Regions from separate parts of the Homo sapiens genome. Here region 2 is linked to region 1. A link is a contact called in ENCODE Hi-C or POLR2A ChIA-PET data. All regions are on one chromosome and are shown on one strand. Each heading gives the region's core, a stretch centred on a gene start or an enhancer-like site at or near the end of the contact. The rest is flanking DNA. Distances are from core to core; before and after follow the strand shown.

Region 1 (5,960 bases), core at 1,397-3,896:
CCTCCTGATCTGCCCGCCTCGGCTCCCAAAGTGCTGGGGTTACAGGAGTGAGCCACTGCGCCCGGCCTATTTTTGTATTTTTAGTAGAAACAGGGTTTCACTGCATTGGCCAGGCTGGTCTTACTCCTGACCTCAAATGATCCTCCCCTCTTGGCCTCCCAAAGTGCTGGGATTACAGGCATGAGCCACTGCTCCCAGCCACTTCTTTTTTCTTGATAGCATTAATTTTACTTCCATAGAAGATCAAAAAGTTGTCGTGGAAAACTTGGTCTTTTTATTTTTTAAATTTTTTTATTATTTACTTATTTATTTTGAGACGGAGTCTTGCTCTGTTGCCAGGCTGGAGTGCAGTGGCGCGATCTCGGCTCGCTGCAACCTCTGCCTCCAGGGTTCAACCTCTGCCTCAGCCTCACGAGTAGCTGGGACTGCAGGTGTGTGCCACCAAGCCCAGCTAATTTTTGTGTTTTTAGTAGAGACGGGGTTTCCCCATGTTGGCCAGGATCGTCTCCATCTCTTGACCTTGTGATCTGCCCACCTTGGCCTCCCAAAGTGCTGGGATTACAGGAGTGAGCCACTGTGCCTGGCCTGATCTTTTTATTTTAGAACCAATATTTATGGACTCAATCATTTAGAGACGGCGGGCGTGGTGGCTCACGCCTGTAATCCTAACACTTTGGGGGCCAAAGTGGATGGAATGCTTGAGCCCAGGCATCTGAGGTCAGACTCGGCAACATAGCCAGCCCTCCATCTCTACAAAAAAATAAAAATAAAAATTAGCTGGGCTGGTGGCCTGTGGCTGTAGTCTCAGCTACTCAGGAGGCTGAGATGGGAGGATCACCTGAGCCCATGAGGGGAAGGCTACAGTGAGTTATGATTGTGCCACTGCACTCCAGCCTGGGCGACAGAGCGAGACCCTTCACACACACACACAAAATTAGGTTAAAAAAAAAAAATGTTTTGGATCGCCCTGTGAGCAAAAGGAACAAGAACATTTACAGAGAGTGATTTTTGAGAATTGAGACTACCTTAATTCAGAATGTTTTCTGGTCCTGAATTTACCAGCTGAACTTCTCCGTTTTGGACAAGCCCCTTCATTTCTCCATGCCTTAGTTTTCTCACTTATACAACCTATTTCAGAGGACTGTTGTGAAGATGGAATGACTTAAGGTAGGCGAAAGTTTTTTAAAAAGTAATAAATGAGGGGCCAGTGTAAGATAGTGTTATTTTCTTGTTAATTAATACTATGCTTTTCTTGTTCATATTATAATCTTTTGTATGAGGATGAAAGGCTAAATTATCCAATAACGGCCATGGGAGGATCTCAAGATGGGATGAGCTTTTAGGTTCTGAGATTTGAAGCAAAGATTGGTAAGGAGACAACACCATAGGATGGAAGAGCTTGTGTTTTAGTCTCAGAAAGACATGAATTTGAATGTTGACTGTGGCACTTGTTGGACCAAATTATTCAACTTCCCTGAGGCTGGGATTCCTTTTCTATAAAACAGGGATGAAAATCTCGTGTTTTGCAGGATAATTGTGAAAATTAGAGATAATGTATGTAAAATTCTTGGCAGGTAGCACACACCCTATATGTGGGAAGCACTGTTAAAACACTCAGGGACTTGGGTTGAAATGTCCCGACATTTGTCTTTTGCTCTGTAAAAAATAATCTCAACCGGGCGCGGTGGCTCAAGCCTGTAATCCCGCCACTTTGGGAGGACCAGACGGGCAGATTGCTTCATTCTAGGAGTTCAAGACCAAGGATCGCGGATTGCTTGAGTCTAGGAGTTCGAGACTAGCCTGGGCAACATGGCGAAACCCCATCACTACGAATAATAGAAACAAATTAGCACGGCGTGGTGGCGCGACTCTATAGTTCCAAGTACTCGGCAGGATGAGGTGGGAGGATTGCTTGAGCCCAGGAGGTGGAGGCTGCAGTGAGCCGAGATCGTGCCACTGCACTCCAGTCTGGGCAAAAGAGAGAGAACTTGTCTCAAACAAACAAAAAAATGGCCCGGCGCGGCGGTTCACGCCTGTAATCCTAGCACTTTGGGAGGCCGAGGCGGGAGGATCACTTGAGGTCAGGAGGTCGAGACCAGCCTGGCCAACATGGTGAAACCCTGTCTCTACTAAAAACAAAAAAGTTAGCCGGGCGTGGTGGCGGGCGCCTGTAATCCCAGCTACTCGGGAGGCTGAGGCAGGAGAATCGCTTGAACCCAGGAGGTGGAGGTTGCAGTGAGCCGAGATCGCGCCACTAACACTCCAGGATGGGCTACAGAGCGAGACTCCGTCTCAAAGGAAAACAAAAAACAAACAAAAAAAAGTCATCCTGGTAGTTAAAAGATTTGTTAAAAAGGATGTTGAAATTATTTTGTCACGGAGCCTGGGAGTGTTTGTTTAATCAGTTACCGATAAAGTTTTGGTTAAAAAAAAAAAACTCGGTTTGTTCCGTTTCAATAAAGCTTTGCTCAAACGGGGAGCTCCGGGAGCTCATCGCGAGACTCAGGTGAAACGCGTTTCTAGTTTGGGACCTGATCTCGCGTTGTTTGATAAGCAGGGGAATGAGGTGAAAGCGAAGCACGAAACATCGCGAGAGGCTACTGGACTCTCGCGACGATTTCTGGGATTGCCCCTCCCCCCTTCCCCAAGTGCCGTTTCGGTTTAATCTAGTGTGTGACTGGGTCTGTGTGAGGGAGAGAGTGTGTGTGGTGTGGAGGTGAAACGGAGGCAAGAAAGGGGGCTACCTCAGGAGCGAGGGACAAAGGGGGCGTGAGGCACCTAGGCCGCGGCACCCCGGCGACAGGAAGCCGTCCTGAACCGGGCTACCGGGTAGGGGAAGGGCCCGCGTAGTCCTCGCAGGGCCCCAGAGCTGGAGTCGGCTCCACAGCCCCGGGCCGTCGGCTTCTCACTTCCTGGACCTCCCCGGCGCCCGGGCCTGAGGACTGGCTCGGCGGAGGGAGAAGAGGAAACAGACTTGAGCAGCTCCCCGTTGTCTCGCAACTCCACTGCCGAGGAACTCTCATTTCTTCCCTCGCTCCTTCACCCCCCACCTCATGTAGAAGGGTGCTGAGGCGTCGGGAGGGAGGAGGAGCCTGGGCTACCGTCCCTGCCCTCCCCACCCCCTTCCCGGGGCGCTTTGGTGGGCGTGGAGTTGGGGTTGGGGGGGTGGGTGGGGGTTGCTTTTTGGAGTGCTGGGGAACTTTTTTCCCTTCTTCAGGTCAGGGGAAAGGGAATGCCCAATTCAGAGAGACATGGGGGCAAGAAGGACGGGAGTGGAGGAGCTTCTGGAACTTTGCAGCCGTCATCGGGAGGCGGCAGCTCTAACAGCAGAGAGCGTCACCGCTTGGTATCGAAGCACAAGCGGCATAAGTCCAAACACTCCAAAGACATGGGGTTGGTGACCCCCGAAGCAGCATCCCTGGGCACAGTTATCAAACCTTTGGTGGAGTATGATGATATCAGCTCTGATTCCGACACCTTCTCCGATGACATGGCCTTCAAACTAGACCGAAGGGAGAACGACGAACGTCGTGGATCAGATCGGAGCGACCGCCTGCACAAACATCGTCACCACCAGCACAGGCGTTCCCGGGACTTACTAAAAGCTAAACAGACCGAAAAAGAAAAAAGCCAAGAAGTCTCCAGCAAGTCGGGATCGATGAAGGACCGGATATCGGGAAGTTCAAAGCGTTCGAATGAGGAGACTGATGACTATGGGAAGGCGCAGGTAGCCAAAAGCAGCAGCAAGGAATCCAGGTCATCCAAGCTCCACAAGGAGAAGACCAGGAAAGAACGGGAGCTGAAGTCTGGGCACAAAGACCGGAGTAAAAGTCATCGAAAAAGGGAAACACCCAAAAGTTACAAAACAGTGGACAGCCCAAAACGGAGATCCAGGAGCCCCCACAGGAAGTGGTCTGACAGCTCCAAACAAGATGATAGCCCCTCGGGAGCTTCTTATGGCCAAGATTATGACCTTAGTCCCTCACGATCTCATACCTCGAGCAATTATGACTCCTACAAGAAAAGTCCTGGAAGTACCTCGAGAAGGCAGTCGGTCAGTCCCCCTTACAAGGAGCCTTCGGCCTACCAGTCCAGCACCCGGTCACCGAGCCCCTACAGTAGGCGACAGAGATCTGTCAGTCCCTATAGCAGGAGACGGTCGTCCAGCTACGAAAGAAGTGGCTCTTACAGCGGGCGATCGCCCAGTCCCTATGGTCGAAGGCGGTCCAGCAGCCCTTTCCTGAGCAAGCGGTCTCTGAGTCGGAGTCCACTCCCCAGGTGAGCTATTTGTCTAACAGTCCTTCCTCATTTAGGGTGGGTTGCGAGGAATTGGCATTCAGCGTGTTAACATTGTCTGGAAGCCCGCAGTGTTCATCATTGACTAGAACACTTTGCTGTTGGCTAGTCATTCCAGTGTGTGAATCTGTCTCCCCTTAACCCAGAATTCGAGAAGTGAAGAGTACATAGGCCTCAAACCGCCAAAGGTAGGTACTTCCAGTGGTGGGGTCTTCAGTTGTAAGCTTCTGAGTGAGAAACGTCAAAGGCTTCTGCTTAGTGAGTGGATGGAGTTGATACTAGTTCCCAGAGCATGTCTAGCTATTTCTGTTGCTTAGTTTTATATTTTTAAAAATCACATTGGTATTTGTGCTTTAGACTCTATGGGACCTGGTTGAAGACTTAAGAAATTGGTATGGAAGTTACTTGCCTAGTTTATCCTATTTGTGTTGTCCACTGAATCCCCAAACCTGTACATTTATTCATTTCCTACTTGGCACTGTTTTAATTATTTACAAAAGATTCCTGTCTTTTAACTGATGTTTTAGTGGAAATTCAGCTGATTAGTCTGTTACCCTTTTAATGGTATAACCTAGCAGAAATTGGTTCCAAGGACAATTTGGTTTTCTTTACAGCATCATCACTGACCTACCTTGTGACCGCTGACAATTTTCAAAATCTTTCTCTAAAACACATAGTAATAATGCCTTCTTTATATTTTTGCGAGAAAGGCATGCTAGTTTGAAATTTTGTTGTTAGAGTGAATTATTTGGAAAACTGTGTTCTTGTTCCTAGGTAATGAGATGTATCTCCTTTGTGGCCTCACTTCTGTTCACAAAAACAGAATGTGGGCTTTAGTTAGACCTTTGTGGAATCCTAATGTTGCTTTGTGACCTTTAGCAAATGAGTTAATTTCTCCTTGCCTGAGTTGCTTCAGGTGTAAAATGGGAATAATAAATACCTACTTTTAAGGGTTGTGATGATTAAATTAGTCAATTTGAAGTGCATAGCACAGTGCCTTGTACATAATATCACTCAGTAAATTATGAGTGAGGATGTTGAACACTGGTAGAGAAATTGTGCTAATTTGAAAAAAATTCATGCATGACTTTTTTTTTTTTTGAAAGACAAGATCTTGCCCTGTTGCCTAGGCTGGAGTGCAGTGGCATCATCTTGGCTCACTGCAGCCTTGACTTCCCAGGCTCAAGCAATCCGTCCACCTCAGCCTCCTGAGTAGCTGGGATTACAGGTTCATGCCACCATGCCTGGCTAATTTTTTTTTTCTTTTTCTTTTTTTTTTTTGTAGAGACTGGGTTTTGCCCTGTTGCCCAGGATGGTCTTGAACTCCTGAGCTCAAGCAATCCTCCTGCCTCCCAAAGTGCTGGGATTACAGGCATGAGCCACCACGCCTGGCTCATGCATGGCTTTTGTATTTCAGTGTAATTTTTGCTGACTTAAAGTTACAATTCATAAATGGTGTGAGTACATCAAGCTGCAGAGTGTTCCTAGCTGTCAAGGGCTGGAGTTCTTAATGTTTCCTCCTCCATTTTATTATAAAAAATTTTCCAGCACAGAAAGGTTGTAGTGAACACCCATATATGTAACAGCAAGATTCTACAATAAATATTTGCTGTATCCAGGCTGGGCAACATAGTGAGGCCCCGTTCTCTACAGGAAAAAAAAAA
Region 2 (5,694 bases), core at 1-2,500, 8.6 Mb after region 1:
TGAGTCCCCCTTCAAGTACTCAGTATTTGAGTGTCTACTAAGTTATAACAGTTAACGCACAAAATTCTAGTCCTCATGTTGTTTATACTCAGGTATTTATTGGGAGACACGCGTCAGTAGTCCCTGATAAATGGAAAGATCGCTTGAGTCCAGGAGTTCCAGTCCAGCCTAGAATAGGTAAAACATGCTCTCTGAATTAGTCTTTGAAACTGGTAAACTAGCTCAGAAGTTTTTTTAAGAATTCCATGAGTGGTTTGCTGGTGTACGTTTATTATATGCAGTGAAAGTACTTAATCTGCAAACCACCCCAAATTAAGCCCCTAACTCGCAAGCACAAAATGGACTCGATTATTTACTGAGTTATCAGTTGGCCTTGTCCTTAGTTGTACAGGGACTAATGACTCACCTATAAATAATGGGCTCTTCTAAGAAGACACAGTTGAGTTGACACCTCTTTGTCCTATAGCTGGGAGGAACGCATTGCAAACGCCAACCCAATGATTCCCTAAATGGGGTCTTCGCATCAGCTGCGTTAAAATCACCCCAGCAGGCAGGTTATCCGGCCGCCACTCCAGGGTCATTAAATCAGACTCTCCAGTGGGACCTCGGAATTCGTAGCTTAGCAAGCTCCCCAAGTGATGCTGGGAGTAAACTAACGTTTGAGAGTCACAAACATGTTTTGGCAATATAACCAGATGGGACTGGAGAAATTAAAAAATGAGAAACATCCCTAAAAAAGCAAGACTAAGCTGCGTGGGAGGCCAAACGAGGGGGGTCCTTTGGGCTGTTTCTACCATGACAAAAATCGCCATTACCCCACACCTCTCACACCGCCAACGTTCCGCCAACGTTCCGCCAACGTCCCACCACCCTCATGATATCCGTCCGCGGTACTGCTCCAGCGAAGGTACCCTTGCCTGGGCCATGAGGCGCAACCGTCCCTCACAGCTGGGGTGGCTTCTCCAGGTTCGCACCGAGGGGAAGTTGGGGTACCGGTTTCCGCCGCCAGCACCCAAGATGGCGGCACGAGCGTCGCAACCACAAGAACCACATGCTTCGTGTCCCGCCTCAGCATTCTCGGGTCTCACTAGACTTTTGCAAGTCACTGTGGGAACCCTCAAGGCGAGGGTGTTCCGCACTCTGGCGGCGATACACCTTCCTATTCCCTGACCTAGGCCTTCATTCCCCCGCCACAGAAAGCGCTGGAAGCGCCCAACCTGGATACTTCACCCAACGCCCAAGCCCACTAACATCGCCCGCCGCGAAGGCGCGGCCGAGGGGCCCAGAATGCCAGACACTAGGGCCTTCGCCCTCCTCATTGGTGGGTCCATACCGCGGGGCGGGCCTAGGTACTCATTGGGCCGGGAATTATGTCAGTCTTGGGAAATCAGGTCCGGGGATGAGGAGGTACACTCAGCCATTGGGCCCTCTCTGCTGCCAATCAGAGGGACATCCGTCGACGGCCCCGGCCTCGGCTCGTTGATTGGAGAAACTGTTCCTAGGGTGTTTGCGGCGGGCGGGTTTCCGAGTGCGGTAGCAGGAGGGGGCGGGGAGGTAAGCGGAGGCTCCGAGCTCTAGGCCGGCCGGCGGTGGCGGCGGCGAGGCCGGGACTCGGGCTTAGGGCCTGCTGTGGAGGCAGCGGCGGACGCCGAGCTAAGCAGTGGGTATCGGGCACATTCCTTTCCCAGAAGGGAGGGTTGCAGCGCCGCGGGGCCGAGGCTTATGGGGCGACGGGATGGTGCTGAGGTGCAGGAGGCGGGGGCCGAGCGGGGTTCCCGCCAGAGCCCGGCCCTGGGCCTGACAGGGAGGGGCCCCGCGCGGGGCCGAGAGGAAAGCTGGCTCCGGGGTGGGATGGACTGGGCAGGGTTGAGGGCACGAGAAGGCGTGGTGTGAGGCCTGGACTTGGGAGTGGGGTGGGGCCATCGGGACGGAGGGCGGGGTGGGGTTTGCTGTAAGGGTGGGTCAAGGCCAGGGAAGTAGCACTTGTTCGCTGGCCGCCCCTGGAGGCTAGAAGCTCCGGCGCCGAGAGTGGGCATGGCGACTTGGTCTCAGCCGGACTCGGGTATCCGGGCAGGGTGGGACCAGCCTCAGGCTATGGGCCCTGCACCTACTTGATTTTTAAGGGACTTTGTCCGGTTCCTCGAACTTAATTGGCTCCTGGGAGGTTTTAGTAATAAATTGCGTGAGAACGGGAGGGTAGCGTAAGCAGGAATTCTGGGTCGCAATTGTGTTTACTCTGACCAGAGAGAGGGAGTGTGAGTGTGTGTGTGTGCGCACGTTCGTGTGTGTACGTATAGCTCGCTCTCCCCCTGTAGAATGAAGTTGGTAGATGGGTCACAACGCAGGAGAGGAGAGGCGGTATGTCTTGGTTTGTGACATTAATGGAAGCTCAAAAGTGGAGACCAGAAACAGATTTACTTCCTCTGCACTGGGCAGTCTGGCTAGAGAACGTGGCCATATCCTTCTGCTTTGGCTCAGAAGGTCATATGAATGAAAATAAAACCTGCCTATGCAAATTCTGGACGGAATAGTCCTGCGTAGTAGGGCCCCCACCATCCCTCTCCTTTTTTTCTTTCCTTTTCTTTTCTTTCTTTTTTTTCTTTTTTTGAGACGGAGTTTTGCTCTTGTTGCCCAGGCTGGAGTGCAGTGGCGCGATATCGGCCCACCACAACCTCCGTTTCCTGGGTTCAAGCGATTCTCCTGTCTCAGCCTCCCGAGTAGCTGGGATTACAGGCATGCGCCACCACGCCCGGCTAATTTTTGTATTTTTAGTTGAGATGGGGTTTCTCCATGTTGTTCAGGCTGGTCTCAAACTCCCGACCTCGGGTGATCCGCCCTCCTCGGCCTCCCGAAGTGCTGGGATTACAGGCGTCGGCCCTTTTCCTTTTTTTTCTTTTGTAAGTTGTGAGGATAGGAAAGGGAAATCAGATTTCAAAGTTCAGAAAACAAAAGGCATTCTTCTTCTGGGTGAAGTGGTGGCCTGAACATTGTCCTTTTGTCCTTCCACACTCTCACTGTTTAATAATCTTGCCTTTTTGAACTGAGAAAAGACAACTGTTATGGGTGGTTTTCTCCCGAGGGGTGAAAATCCAGCTTTACTTTTAAGACAGGAAATGGGCTTCTCATGTGAAAATAGAAGCTGGGTAATGCGCCTGTAGTGGGGGAGGAGGGCTGGTAAATAAAACAAAGGTGTAAGATATTTTGGATGACCTGGTTATTGTCTGCTTATTCAAACCAAGCTACATTTTAGGATATTGCACATTTAATATTCAGTAACTGAGATCATTCGTGATCAGTAGCTTTCTTTGATAGTTCTTCTATGATCGGTTGCTATATTTTGGGTTTTTTTTCTGAGAGTGTAAGTAGTCCTTTCTTCCTGTAAAAGTGGCCTTTAGGCCAGGCACAGTGGCTCACGCCTGTGATCCCAGCACTTTGGGGGGCCGAGGCGGGCAGATCACCTGAGGTCAGGAGCTTGAGACCAGCCTGGCCAACATAGTGAAACCCCATCTCTACTAAAAATACAAAAATTAGCAGGGCGTGGTGGCAGGCGCCTGTAATCCCAGATACTTGGGAGGCTGAGGCAGGAGAATCGCTTGAATGCAGAAGGTGGAGGTTGCAGTGAGCACAGATCACGCCACTGCACTCTAGCCTGGGCGACAGAGTGAGACTCTGTCTCAAAAAAAAAAAAAGTGAAAGTGTCCTTTGAATGTGTTTTCTACCTTCTACTGTGAAGGTTTTCCTACCCTGATCATGATGTGAAAAGTATGGAATCTTATCCTGTTGCTTTTGTGATTCCCATTTCAGGTTTCTCTGGAAACCCCCCTGGTAAGTGTGGAGGAGGCGGGACACTCTGACCCAAGACGAAAGGCCTGTAGCTCCAGCCAAAGAAAATAAACCTTAGGAGGGAGAAGGAAAAAAAAAATCCATCAGCTGTTCCTGAGAACAGCCTGCATTGGAATCTACAGAGAGGACAACTAATGTGAGTGAGGAAGTGACTGTATGTGGACTGTGGAGAAAGTAAGTCACGTGGGCCCTTGAGGACCTGGACTGGGTTAGGAACAGTTGTACTTTCAGAGGTGAGGTGTCGAGAAGGGAAAGTGAATGTGGTCTGGAGTGTGTCCTTGGCCTTGGCTCCACAGGGTGTGCTTTCCTCTGGGGCCGTCAGGGAGCTCATCCCTTGTGTTCTGCCAGGGTGGGGTACGGGGTTTGACACTGAGGAGGGTAACCTGCTGGCTGGAGCGGCAGAGCAGTGGCCTTGATTTGTCTTTTGGAAGATTTTAAAAACCAAAAAGCATAAACATTCTGGTCCTTCAGCAATGCTTTCTCTGAAGAAATACTTAACGGAAGGACTTCTCCAGTTCACCATTCTGCTGAGTTTGATTGGGGTACGGGTGGACGTGGATACTTACCTGACCTCACAGCTTCCCCCACTCCGGGAGATCATCCTGGGGCCCAGTTCTGCCTATACTCAGACCCAGTTCCACAACCTGAGGAATACCTTGGATGGCTATGGTATCCACCCCAAGAGCATAGACCTGGACAATTACTTCACTGCCCGGCGGCTCCTCAGTCAGGTGAGGGCCCTGGACAGGTTCCAGGTGCCAACCACTGAGGTAAATGCCTGGCTGGTTCACCGAGACCCAGAGGGGTCTGTCTCTGGCAGTCAGCCCAACTCAGGCCTCGCCCTCGAGAGTTCCAGTGGCCTCCAAGATGTGACAGGCCCAGACAACGGGGTGCGAGAAAGCGAAACGGAGCAGGGATTCGGTGAAGATTTGGAGGATTTGGGGGCTGTAGCCCCCCCAGTCAGTGGAGACTTAACCAAAGAGGTTAGTGGACCTGTGGTGGGTGTGTGGGGCCTGGGGCTTGGGGGTGGGCTGGTCCCAAAGGATTGTGGTCAGAACACTGAGCCCTGTAAAGAGCCAGACAGGTTTCAGCAGGGCCTCAGGCACTGTTCTTGGGTAGGGATGGGCTGAACTTTCTGACTTTAGGATTGGGGGCTGGGAGCATTTCCCTGTGTTGAACCATTGACCTACCTCTAAATGTACTGTCAGGGCAGTGGGAGGTTCCTACACATGCCAGGGTGTTTACTGCTTGGATTTCAGCGTGACTGCTGGAGGCCTGGGGTGGGGGAGGAGTCATGTTGTGATGGGCTTTGATGCAGTGTACATCTGTTGCTAAGACACAAATACTTTTTGGACTCTTGTTTTGTACCTCCCCCCACATCAGAACACAGACATACCCTGAAGTTCTCCTTTGTGGCGAGGCCTGTTGTTGTATTGTCCTGATAATTCAGACCTCCTGGGCCTGAGCCAAAGGGTAGATTTGGATAGTTATTCTTGGCCAGGAGAGGGCCAAGGCTTCCAATCTTTGCAAAAGGCCCACTGCAGGGAGTAGGGAAGAGAAGTCTGGGAGCTAGAAAGAGAAACTGCATTCTGCTGCCCAAGTCAACTTGCTTTGAGCTGTCAGAAGAGATCCTTAGCTCTTGTCACATGGCTGACATACTGTTCTGGGCAGAAAGCGATGCAGTTCTTTGCCTTTCAAGATGTGAATGGCTGCTGCTGCCCCTGCCTCACCAACATAAGATTGCTTTGAGCTCTGGGTTTGTATGGCTCTCGCTTGCCATCCAGCCTTAAGTAGCCGGGAAAGAGGCCCACTGCACTCCCCTGGCCATTAGGGAAGGAGAAAGCCCGATTG

Evidence for each region. A loop is a pair of places that touch in the nucleus more often than their neighbours do. ChIA-PET counts read pairs that join two places held with the same protein, here RNA polymerase II (POLR2A). Pooled maps may share reads with other maps.
Region 2: a pooled map shows a loop between it and region 1 (4-fold over the local background). The contact joins the promoter of NFE2L1-DT here to the promoter of CDK12 in region 1. A Hi-C loop is called at or near these places in 1 of 50 pooled maps. POLR2A ChIA-PET finds 5 or more read pairs at or near these places in 2 of 52 experiments (activated B cell and activated CD8-positive, alpha-beta memory T cell).

What each region holds. Positions count from the first base shown.
Region 1 is chr17:39,458,840-39,464,799 of GRCh38, forward strand. It overlaps CDK12 (cyclin dependent kinase 12), which reads left to right and starts at 2,647. Exons shown (of 14, transcript NM_016507.4): 1 at 2,647-4,278. The coding sequence starts at 3,233. RefSeq lists enhancers at 2,424-3,348, 2,709-2,758, 2,849-2,908, 3,074-4,273, 3,299-3,428.
Region 2 is chr17:48,046,803-48,052,496 of GRCh38, forward strand. NFE2L1-DT (NFE2L1 divergent transcript) reads right to left here and starts at 1,251. Exons shown (of 2, transcript NR_170231.1): 1 at 823-1,251; 2 at 79-168. It overlaps NFE2L1 (NFE2 like bZIP transcription factor 1), which reads left to right and starts at 1,557. Exons shown (of 6, transcript NM_003204.3): 1 at 1,557-1,660; 2 at 3,805-4,826. The coding sequence starts at 4,317. It also overlaps a transcript of COPZ2 not described here. RefSeq lists enhancers at 329-932, 777-966, 933-1,534, 1,037-1,276, 1,535-2,136 and a silencer at 1,687-1,966.